2 separate regions of the Mus musculus genome follow, and region 2 is linked to region 1. Evidence: chromatin contacts called from ENCODE Hi-C data. All regions are on one chromosome and are shown on one strand. Each heading gives the region's core, a stretch centred on a gene start or an enhancer-like site at or near the end of the contact. The rest is flanking DNA. Distances are from core to core; before and after follow the strand shown.

Region 1 (6,446 bases), core at 3,691-6,190:
TTCTGATATGAAAGGCATTATCACATACCTTAAACTTTTCAGTGACTAGGTCATTCACTCGTGGAAAAACACTACAAAATTTTGTCTCTTGAAAGATAAAAGTTATCATAAAGAGAATGAGACTTTCGTTCTGTGTTACAGTTTCTTCATGGAATCACAGATCAAATGTGATCCCAGTGCCAGCATCTTGTAACCTCTCCAACCTGAGCAGGGCATGAACAACTTGAGAATTTTTTCATAAGAGCTGAGTTCTTTCCAAGATGAACCTGGTGGTACAGGCCTGCAATCCCTGGAGCTTAGGAGGCTGAAGCAGAAGTTCAATTTGAAGGCCATAAAAGGAGCTTAAAGGAAATCTAGGAATATCTGCCTCTGTCTCAAAGCACATAGTAAATTTAAAAAAAAAAATGATAGGGTGCCTAACAGGCATGCCTCAATTCCTAGGTTCAATCCCCTATGACACACACAATAACAATAATAATGATTTGAGTAATTTTATGATCACATCATCTGTTACTGGTTTTACTTTACATTCCAGAAAGATGACAAAAAGCCATATAACATGCACAAGCTTGTGTATTCTGCTCCAATAAGTAATAATTGAATAATAATAATTAATAATAGTAATAATTAATAATTGAAAGTTCCTCTTTTGGTCCTCCTATAGGTGGAACAACAATATGAACTAACCAGTACCCCGGAGCTTGTGTCTCTAGCTGCATATGTATCAGAAGATGGCCTAGTCAACCATCATTGGGAAGAGTGGTCCCTTGGTCTTGCAAACTTTATATACCTCAGTAAGGGTCAAGAAGTGGAAGTGGGTGGGTAGGGGAGTGGTGGGGAGGGTCTAGGGGACTTTTGGGATAGCATTTGAAATGTAAATGAAGAAAATACCTAATTAAAAAATAAATTATATAATAAAATAATACTAGCCTACTAATTCTGGAAATGTTGGAGGTTTGCACATTAACTCCTAATCTATTAATATATTAACCCCTATAATACAAATCTTTGAAGACTTTTTTTGTGTGTGCTTTCTAGTGTATATTTCAAGGTACATCATGAGGGCCATGAACTCAGACAGAACCATCACTGTCGACCTGGTAGTAAAGACTTACGTGAGAGTGGCCAGTTTTGTCAGGTAGCATGTTAGTAAGTGTGAAAGAATGTAAAAAACAATGAAGTACTTGCCAATTCATTTCTGGATTGGGGCTGAAGAAGGCTGGAATTCTGCGAAGCACAGAAATCTCTGCTTCTTTTCCAAGACTTTTCTTCTTTGGAAATAAAGTAACAATTGCACTGATGCCCAACCCACTTGTCCAGGCAAACACAGCATTCAGAAACTAAAAGGCAAAGCACATCCTAACAGATTCCAACTTCTTTGGCACTCCTTGGCATTCAAAGATTATTTTGTTTGCTATTAATTTCTTTTCCTACAAACATTCCTTCAGAATGTGTAGTACACATCACATCTTGGTATTATTCATCTAAACGCTTTGCCTCGTGGAGAGGATATTCTAAAGATAGATTCAGAATGACATCATTCTCAATCCTTTGCTATGATTCGTGATAACTAGATGAGACGATAAAATAAATCTAGCCGATAGCAGAGAACAGGACGGGACCAGAGCTAGAAGAACAACTTTGAGGATGTACCCACAGCTGAGCATGTCGGTGAATGTCCAATAACTAGAGGAAACAAACTCACAGGGGAGACATCCCACAAATTCCCTAAGTCAGAGAAGGCTACAGTGCTTTAAAAGATTTTTTATTTTCTTTTTTAAAGCATGAACATATATAAGCCAACTAGCTTTAAATCTGATTGACAGTTTAGGGGTGACAGTGTATCTTTAGCACCTCTCTTCCTCAATAATAAATATCATGATACATTAAGGCACTCAAATCTTTATCACATAAATGGCACTAAAATTGAGATAAAATAAAAAATTAACTGTATGATCAGAAAGCTATAAACTTGAGGAGCATTAGAAAAAAAAATATTAAAATAGAGTTTGGGCCTATCCTTTATGAGTAAGGTCTATTCTTATAGAGATGTCTATACTGCATTCTGAAAAACAGAAGCCGGGCTGGTGAGATGGCTCAGTGGGTAAGAGCACCCGACTGCTCTTCCGAAGGTCCGAAGTTCAAATCCCAGCAACCACATGGTGGCTCACAACCATCCATAACGAGATCTGACGCCCTCTTCTGGAGTGTCTGAGGACAGCTACAGTGTATTTACATACAATAAATAAATAAATCTTTAAAAAAAAAAGAAAAACAGAAGCCAAAGAAAGAGAAGAATATGAAAGCGTAGTTTGTTAGAAAATGCAAAATAATATTTGTCTGTAATGTGTATTGTCATTTAACGAGTCGTGAACACTCGTTAGGAAACATGTATGTTCTGCTTCAGAATAGAGCGTTCTCTTTTTATGAGAATGATGACAATTTTATGGGAGACTTTGGACCTGAGATTTTCCTCCAAGATCTATATGTAAGAAAATTTGCATGCAAGTTGTGATAAGGCAGCAGTACCACCGACTTTTAAATGTGGGGTACAGTGGTTCTTTCTAGGGTGCTAGGGGAGGCTCTTACTTGGAGAGTGGCAGCTCTCCTCTTCATTTTCTCCTTCCTCCCCTTTGCTTTCTAGCTACTACATGAGTGGCTGATCACCCACACATGCTTCCACCGTGGCACAATGTCTCAACTGAGCTGCAAAAAAAAAAGGCAGGCAGGCCCAGAAGAACACAGTCCAAAACTTCTAAAACTCTGAGGAAAAAATGAACCTCTGCATGTAGTGTTTATATAAAGTATGTCTTACGCTGCTTACATTCAATGTAATTTTAATACAGAACAAAAAAAGGGCGGGGGGACCATTTTACTCAATGAAACCATGCTGTAGAATGAGCTTCTCTGTTTTATCCTCTCTGAGTCATGAAGATTTAGAAAGAAAAATGGAACCTACCTTCCTGGAATTCTACAGTGGTGGTTGGAGAAGGTGTTGATTGAATGTTCTGTATAGTAAATGCTATAAGAAATTATTATAGACTTGCTTAGTTTGACATGTATTTATGAAATAAAATATTACACATTAGAAAAATTAAATGTTTATTATTAAATTATTTAATCACAATGTTGATTTTTTTCCTATATACTTGCTTAGGAACACTTACAATTTATCAGCAAAACTCCCAAAGTAACCATCAAGAAAAGACATTTTATTCCAAAGATGACAGACATCAGTCTCCACCGAGTGATCCTAGAAACTATAAAAAAATACCAAACACATACATTAATGACTAACAGATGAAAGTGCAGACATAGAAGATGACGTTCTTTTTTTTCCTTTTTTTTATTAGATATTTTATTCATTTACATTTCAAATGCTATCCCCTTTCCTAGTTTCCTCTCCAAAAATCCCTATACCCTTCCCCTCCCCCTGCTCCCCAACCCACCCACTCCCACTTCCTGGCCCTGGCATTACCCTATACTGGGGCATATCATCTTTGCAAGACCAAAGACCTCTCATCCCATTTATGGCCAACTAGGCTATCCTTTGCTACATATGCAGGTAGAGACACGAGCTCTGGGGTTACTGGTTAGTTCATATTGTTGTTCCTCCTATAGGGTTGCAGACCCCTTCCCATCCTTGGGTACTTTCTCTAGCTCCTTCATTGTGGATGACGTTCTTAAGAACAGAAACCATTAAGAATGAACCTGAAAACTTCTTCCTTTAGTGGTGCAGACACCTCTCTCTAGTGGAACACTGGAGAACGAAGATGTTCCTTCAGAAGACCACCCATTAGCAATCTTTTGAAGTGGTATACCTTGTTCTTTGATGAGGTTATTCATACATATTTTCTGCCTCATTAGAGTCATTTACCTCTGACTCTTTAAATCAGCAGTGAAACTTATCTCTATGGTTAGAATAGATCCACAAGCAGTCATGACGCTTGGTGGGCTTGCTTAATAATCATTTTTTTCTCTCAAGAATGTCATGAATAAAAAGTTTTGTGTTAAAGAGATGATTTTTTAAAGGGGGAGGGGCAGTAATCACAATGCTATTTTCTTAAGATATAAAGTTAGTAAGGGCCCACTCAAAACCAAACAGAATATTGTCAAGACCTAGAGTCTGTTATTTATTATATACCATCCTTGTCAGGAGAATACCATGATGGAATGGGGTCCCTTTGAACACAGACCATTTTTTGATTAGTGGTTTGTTAATGTCTGCAGGAAAATAAAAAGGAACCTTCTAGACCTGGTATGGCAGGAGGTTCCATAACAAGCATAAATTGAGGATCTGGGTTCAATTAACAGCACCTTGAATTATGACACAAAGCCAGCCTTTGAATTTCTGTTCTTAAACATTATGTTAGGTCATATTCAAAATCACTTGCCTATTGGCTAAGATATTTCGATATGAGAAGAATCTGTATTAGTAACGCAATACTGTCAAAAATAGTTCTACTGCTAACAACAGCACACAGTGTCAGTGAGCCTGAGTGATTTTGCAAGGCCACAACACAGCAAGAAAAGTTATAAAGTTTTAAGTGTCCTTTATATTTGGCCATCTTTGTCCCCATGTTAGAAATATGGTGTGTGTTGATCAATTTAATTTCTGTTTTATTCTGAATTTAACATGATGCCTAATAGACACCACTTGCTAACTCAGTTAGGAAAAGTTTACAAAAGTATGCACTTCATAAAATCATGTTCAAGTTTCAAAACACAGAATCGAGAAAACAATGAACACAGAAAGCATCAAAGCACAGAAAGTCTAAAAATATCTACTGCAGATTATATGCTTTCTGTTTTATTTTTTTAAACCCTCCTTGAAGTTAGTTAATACAAGAGGCATCCTTCCTGGTTATTATTTTATCACTACTATTACATCTGCTGACAGGGGCACACATACCTGCCATGAGAAGTGATGTTCCAAGGATGGTGCAGAGATGTGTTTGTGCTTTTTAAAGAACGGTGTGGACCACAGGGCTGAGCAGGAAGCTACGGAGGAGACAGTAAGCATTAAAAGAGGAAGAAACACTGTGTGTTGTGGCGGTGCTATTGAATCATCTGTTGGTGGGACACAGATGCACAGTGGGAATGAGCAGAAGAAAGACTGCAAGCTTTGAACAAGACCCAGGAACCACTGCACACAGGAAATTTGCTCTTTTAGTTTTGGTACAAAACACCACAGCAAAATAAGGTTGGAGGAAGATTGTTTTCAATGTGCACACATCAAAGTCGTCCCTAAAAGCAGTTTAGAAAATAATGGAGAGGTGTATAAACCATGGTAAACTCACTTGGTATCATAAAATCCCACACAGAATTACTACCTTCAAAATAAAGAAATACTTATTTATTTTGTGTTAAACAAATTTTAAATCACATATTATCTGATCGCTTAATAAAGAAAATACCAAATTTGATAGTGGGGAAACTGAGGCACAGAAGTGCTGATTTGACTAAGGTTACTTAAGCTTGATGCCCAGTCTTTTACCAAAGCATACATGGAATTTATCTCAAACCAAGCACATCCTTGGACTTGCACATTCTGGGTTGATATTTCCCATCTTTAGTACAAACTGTTGGGATATCCAATACTTGTTCTGTGTTTCTGCTCCCTGATCACTGACCCCAACCATAGTCAGCAAGACCCAGAAAGAATTCAGTATTATTGTGTTTTCTCACTTTTCTTTCTTCCCTGATCTCTCTCCCTCTCCCCACCTTCTCTCTTCCCATCTCTCTCTCCCCAACACACACTTTTAATCTTCCCATTAATTCTTTCTAAACTACTAGCTATCCTTGATTTTGCTCTCATTTTGTACACAGGTAAATGAATTGTTTACACTCCTTGCCATCCCTCCTACTCATCTCCACTCAACACACATCTCATGTTCCCCAATCATCTCTCTTGAATATCTGATAAACTCTGGACAAATACTGTATACACCCCTATATATATGACCTTTACTTTTTTTTTTCTCTTAAAACTTCTGGAAACCTTGATGTTCCAACACATGGGAGTACACAGTGCTGACAAATTATCACCAGGCTGGCCTTTAAGGAAATAAATCAGGATTTGATACAGTTCAGTAACATTGGAATTGAGATCACAGAACATAGGGTGTTGAGCATCTCATAACTCACATAATACTCAGTGGGATATTGAGCTTCACTGAATCTGTTTCAGATAATAATAAATTCTTCCAATGTTCATCTCTTCCCTCTGCTTCCCCTGCTCTTAAGTCTACTGCTCTTTGAACAAAGAGAATTTGTTCAAAGCAAGTGGTGACTTTAATAATTACATCTTTGAAAGATTGAGGAAAGATCCGAGAAAGGGAATTTAATGCCCACTGAAGATGTGAGCAATGGAGAGTTCTCTATACCTAGACATGTGCACCTAGACTGTACAACAGCTTGGTAAAAGCATCCCAATGGAGATACTT
Region 2 (6,290 bases), core at 2,268-4,767, 150 kb before region 1:
CAAAAGTTAATAGGAAAAAGTACAGCATAATTTGTTTGTGTAAATGTAATGTGTAATTTGCCTTTATCCTTATATGAAATTAAGAAGAAAGAAAATTAAGAATAGAGGAATTAGGAGAAAATGCAGTTACTGGTCTAGGTGCAGTCTTGTTGGAGAAAGTGTGTCACTGGGTTGAGATGGGTTTGGGGTTTGAGGTTTCAAAATCCCACACCAATCACAGGAGCTCTCTCTCTCTCTCTCTCTCTCTCTCTCTCTCTCTCTCTCTCTCTCTCTCTCTCTCTCTCTCTCTCTCTCTCTCCTTACTGCCTATGGGTCAGAATGTAGCTTTCATCTACTTCTCCGGCTGCCATCCTTTCTTCTGTAATGATAATGGACTGAGCCTCTGAAACTGTAAGCAAGCACTCAGAATGCTTTCCTTAATAAGAGTTGCCTTGAGAGTGGTGTTTCTTCACTACACTTGAACAGTGCCTAAGACAACAACTAAGGATGGAATTTTAAAGGAAGGTTAGTGGGGAAACTATTTGTGAAATCTGCCAGACAGGTGTGGTGGTTTCAGATGAGATGAGACAGACATTTTTCAGAGAAAAAGTGCACAGTATACTGAGAGGAGAGGATCAAGGCTTGACATACAAACATGCTTGGAGTGGCTAAGAGTATGTTCATCTGATACCCTACAGGCTCTTATTTTCTTCTGATATGACTCATCCATTAAGAATGAAAGATAATGTGGAATAAACAGAGATTTGACAATAATGGAGAACAGGCAATAAAATAAAATTCAGATCTGTGAGAGTCCAATGAACAGAAATTATATAACAGCATATTTGTCAGAGTCAAAACAAATTTTTCAGTTTGATGACCTTGAATTCTTCTCATAGGAAATTGTTTCTATTCTACAATCTCTTAGCTTCTCGGACAAGATATAAATTTATAAAGAATTACAATTTTACTAAGCGAGAAAAGACAAAATAGGTAAAGAGCAGTGTAGAGTGTTGGAAGAGGTTTTCAAATAGACTCCTAAATCATCCTTTCTCTATAGGGGGAGAGTCATCCTAGATGCACAGGTCAAATGGAGTCACAGAATTATCCAGCTGTATAGAAAGGAGATAGTGGGTGAAGACTGACAAGTGTCCCCAGTATTGGGAATACCCCAAATGAGGCAGGACTAGAGATCAGAATCATGTTTAGGTCTATATAACCTACAATGCCGCTTCAATATTTTTGGCTGTGAGTTTAACCTTTAAAGGCTGAATCATCTTCCCTGACCATGCCTGAATATTTTTAAAGTGGAAAATAGCATAATTTCTTAGTCTGACACATCTTGGTCATAACTAAGATCTCATATCCAGTGTGACTCTTCCAGTGGGTGCTTGCAGTTGCTTTTATTCAGTTGTTTCATCTATGTTTCAGATAGCTGTCATTTTTGGATGTTACATCACACCCCATTCATGTCATCTGAAGGGATATCTTAAGGGGAAATAGTTTTTATGAAGTCATGGAATGTGATCATTCTATAAGCAATAGAGTGATGAGTCCCATCGTCTTGCAGTTGGTTTACCTCTTTTGCCCTCGACATTTCTGTTTTTGGTGGCAGGGGAAGAAGAGTTATTGAGCTTATGCTTCTACATCACAGAAATCATGACAGGAACTCAAACTGGTCAGTGATCTGGAGCCAGGGGATGACTCAAAGGCCATGGAGGGGTGCTGCTTACTGACTTGTTCCTCATGTCTTGCTCATCCTGCTTTCTTAGAGAATTCAGGACCACCAGCCCAGGGGTAATAATGGGCTGTGCCCTCCCCCATAAATCAGTAATTAAGAAAATGACCAAGGCAGCCAACACAATCAGGGAAAAACCCACTCCCATAGTTGGAAGACCTGCTTGAAGACCATGCTGGCTGCATATCTGCTCTGTATGTAATATGTGCTGGGGTTAGGTCAAGCTCTTGCATGCTCTTTGATTACTGGTTTAGTTTCTGGGAGCCTGCAAGACTGCAGACTAGTTGTTCCTCTATCCCATCTGGGTTCCTCAATCATTCTGCCAAATCTTCCACAAAAGATCCAAACTCCATCTAATGTTTGTCTATAGGGAAGAAGCAGGTCAAGACATAATGTGAACATAGCTAAACCAATCTCCAACAGTATAACTCAATTTTCAATGTCTTGAGCTCATTCTCAATCTGATGAATTCCTCTAAGAGATTTGACTCACTTTACTAGTCTGCTGTCTGCAGCACACACAGCTTGGCCTCTAAGCTCAGGCAGAATCTACTCCAAAAATGCTGCTGTTCTTATTGGTCATCCCATTGTACTAATATCTCTAAATGAATGAGGTCTTCTGTTGTCACTGAGGATATAACCTCAGACAACAGTCTTCTCGGGCTTCTCACAGTGCCAAGCCTCAGATGCTCTATATGACTTCTTCACTCTTTCAAAATTAGTGCCATCTAGGTGGCTCTTACACTACCAAGTTCAGCTGATACCCAGAAGTACACATCATCGATGTGCTCTCAGAAAACACTTCCAAGATTTTACCTCAGTACTGATGGTCTCTTCCTAAACACAATGAATTTCTAAGCTCCAGTCTTTACTTTACACTTTCAACAACTGTCAGTCTTCCCAATTATCAGACAATATATAAGTAGACTGCTATTTTATGAGTGTTTACAGTGGTTCAATCAGTAGGGTGCACATATTATTTAGCTTTCTGAACTTTCTGACAAATCTTTCCTAGAAAGATGGACACAATACAGTTAGTATCTTATCTAGTTGCATATGCCAAAGATACCCATTTTGTTTTCCTGCATGCTCTCCAACATGTGCAATTACAGATGATTTTCCAGATAAGAATGTCATATCATGGACCTTTTCATTTGCATTTCTTCTTCTTTTCGATTAATGATAGAAAGCTTTTGTAATTTTTGTATGTAATTTTATTATTAACGAAATGTATTTAAAAGCTTTTCCTCTTCTACATATACCTAAAGCTTAAACAATTTATCTATTCTTTTCAGTCTTTTATCATGTCTTTTTTTATATACACATTTTTGTTTATTTAAAGGTTGTGGGTGAAAACTATATGAAATTAGTAATGCAACTCTGTGTGAGATAGAATTTTAACAGCTTCTTTTTATTTTTATCACTATGAATTATTTTGTCATCTATTTTTAAAGTAGTGGATATTTTAATTCCTCCCCCTATAAAATTATATAACTATAATTTATAAATATTTGATCAGCAATATTTTTATAATCACACCACTCCTTGAAGTAAACTAATGTGTGTGTGTGTGTGTGAGAGAGAGAGAGAGAGAGAGAGAGAGAGATTCACAGAATAACATATTATACCTGTAGCAAGCTTTTCATTGTCAGTGTGTATTTACTTTTATCATCACAGATGCACTTGTCATTGTTCCCTCTGCATAGACTGTATCAGAACTAGGGCATCTCTCACTGGTGCAGTAGGAAGTGAGAACTGTACTCTTTATGTTTTTTTTTTTTTTTGCATGGAAGATGTTGCAGAGCAGTAGAGGCAAGTTACCAAGACTGAGAGGAAGCTAGTCCAGTCTTTTCAGGACTAAAAAAAATGCACAAGAAAAAGCATATTAAACATGGAACAAACAAGCAGGAGATTATTAACATAGGAACAAAATCTCCCACATTTCAAGAAAAGCAGAGACCCTCGAAGACAGACCAGAGATCTACTGTGTGGAGAGAAGAACAGAAAAAACAGGAACTGAAAGTTCACAGAATATTCCACCCCCAGCCCAGGACAGGATTCGATGTGGGCAAAGGAATAGGTATGATAATATATTTTGTATGTATTTTGTCAAGGCTAGATCTCAATTCTTGCATGTGGGTTGTTATCTCCTCAAAACCATTAGATTGTGACACTATCCTAAATGTCTGCATTTTTAGCATCTTAACTATTTCAAAATACTACCATGAAACAGATTAGTGCTTAAAGAGTCTCTGTTTATTACCCCTAAAATATCAATGACTCAGGTCTCAAGAGATTGTATTACTTGATGGAATGGTACACATAACTGTATAGAAGTTGTATTCTTTCTATTTATCCCCATGTTATTTTAAAAGTAATTATTGATTTTAAAAAAATACTATTTAGCCTAATTCAGCCCCACACAAACACATGGCATATTATAGAAAAATTGTAAAAACATTTTGGAAGTAAAACTTATAAGATTTCATACTTAGTGAGTTAATGGTATTCAAATTTAGGGGTTGAATGATGTTAGAATATAGGGTAACAAGATTCTTAGTTTAAATGATTGTTTATTTTAGTAAATTTACCATGAGACAACGGTTTCTTCCTATTGGCTTATGCAGTGAAAGTCAGAAGATGAACAGATGCATCTCAGTAACTAAGAGGGAAAAAACCATAAAGACATTGTATTTAAGCTGCTGATCTCCAACATGGAGATAGGGATGGGCAGGAAGGACTGATGTTAGAAGGCAGCACTGCAGATAGAAACTACTGAGAGAAAATGTTTATCAGAGAGAAGCAACTTGCAAGATTTCATCACCAAAGAAAGGATCACAACAAGGAGACATGAATTTACAATGGGGAAGAATTAGAAATAAAGCATATTAAAGTAGGAAGAGTGATAACCAACCCTGAACTTCAATGTGTAGAAAGAAAAACAACAAGGAGTTGACATGAAGGACTTTGGAGCATAAAGTAGGCTGGTAAGGCCACCAAGAAACTTCAGGATTGACCTCTGAAAAATTAGACAGTATTATGAAGACTCGGGAGAATGAGAAGAAATTGTCTTCAAGCCTTAAAAGTGAGAAACTCTCTCCTGTCTTCTTTCTGTTGTGTCTAGATCCCTGGCTGACAACATGGCAAATGATAACTGTCATCTTAGCAACGTTATGCATTATTTTGGTCACAAAAGTGGGCTTCTTGATTCCAAGCTGTAAGTAACTATAAAAAGAATTTGTTCTTCTTATAATCAGCCTACTATTGCTATAGCAACTCACTATGAAGACTAAATATTATATTGCACTAGCAAATGTATGCTAAATACTATTTATTACTGATGCAATTTTGTTGCAGTATTTTCTAAAGGAGAAAAACAAAGCAGAAAGTTCTCCCTTCTTGATCCTCTATGTGACAGGAATGATGGTAAGTATGTGTTTTTTACAATTAATTTCCAGCACTTTTTTTGGGGAGGAGGGTAGACTCTTCCTTAGATCCACAGACTTCAATGAGAACGATGAACAAATGTAGTGTTCTATATTCATTTTTCCCCCTCAGGGAAAGAAAAAAATAACAGTAGAATGTGAAAAAAATCTAAATTATTATAAATAAAAGTGAATACTGTTTTATTTCATTGTTAGGTATAAGTATAGTGAATACAAATATGAACTATTGACATTGTCCCCTTATCTAGATAGCTTGAAAACAATATCAAATGTATTGTAATTAACTAGCAACAAATATAAATCATAGTCCCAAGTGTTAGGACTTCATACTATGAGTACGGAAAAAATATGAAAAGACGGGCATGTCAGAATATGGCCAGGATGCTACGCAAGAAGAGTTTGCCCACAGCCAAGCAACTCTTCTCTTAGACATTAAATAAGGAAAATAAAAAACAAATGTCCTTGGAGACAAGTGGGTCAGTAAAGGGCTTGCATTTCAAGCATGAATATCTTAGCTTCCCAGAACCCATGTCAAGAAGCCATGCAAGATCGCTTTTGTAATCCTAACCCTATTATGGTTAAAACAAAACTCTGGAGTTCACTTCTTGGTGAGTTATAAGTCAGTGAAAGATCTTGTCTCAAAAGTAAATCAAGAAATCCACAAGCTGCAAAGAAAATTTATAAACAAACAAAAACACACACAACACAAGGTAGGGGCAGCTACAGGATGATACTTGAAGCTGTCTTCTGATCTCCACAAGTAAACACATAAACATGTGTACATGCACATGTGCATGCACACACAAATATATACAAAGAGCTGTAGAAAAGTTTTCAAACATTCCTACTTCCTGTAGTTTTACTAGCTGTTTATCTGATTAGTTGGATTATCGCTTATTGTCCCAACCTCTAGCTTTATTAGTTGTTTTGCGGATTATATGAAACATGATGGAGTCTTTTGCAATTGATTTAACCCACTTGCACAGCTCATGAAATGTATTCTTTCCTGCTTCTGTCGGTTAACTCTGTTTTACTTACAAATCCATGCTTACAATTTCTGTGTATTTTTACAATGCCAAATTGATCATCACAAATTGCTTTAGCTTGTATTTGCCCTGAAGTACATAA

The links. A loop is a pair of places that touch in the nucleus more often than their neighbours do.
Region 2: a loop to region 1 is called in a map of v-Abl transformed pro-B cells, with 2.4 times the contacts of the local background. The contact joins the promoter of Klri2 here to the promoter of Klrd1 in region 1. A Hi-C loop is called at or near these places in 3 of 37 maps with a recorded cell type or tissue (T-helper 17 cell and v-Abl transformed pro-B cells).

What each region holds. Positions count from the first base shown.
Region 1 is chr6:129,590,304-129,596,749 of GRCm38, reverse strand. Klrd1 (killer cell lectin-like receptor, subfamily D, member 1) reads right to left here and starts at 4,940. Exons shown (of 6, transcript NM_010654.4): 1 at 4,913-4,940; 2 at 3,168-3,260; 3 at 2,960-3,022; 4 at 1,189-1,340. The coding sequence starts at 4,919.
Region 2 is chr6:129,737,711-129,744,000 of GRCm38, reverse strand. It overlaps Klri2 (killer cell lectin-like receptor family I member 2), which reads left to right and starts at 3,517. Exons shown (of 6, transcript NM_177155.4): 1 at 3,517-3,796; 2 at 4,841-4,933; 3 at 5,074-5,142. The coding sequence starts at 3,583.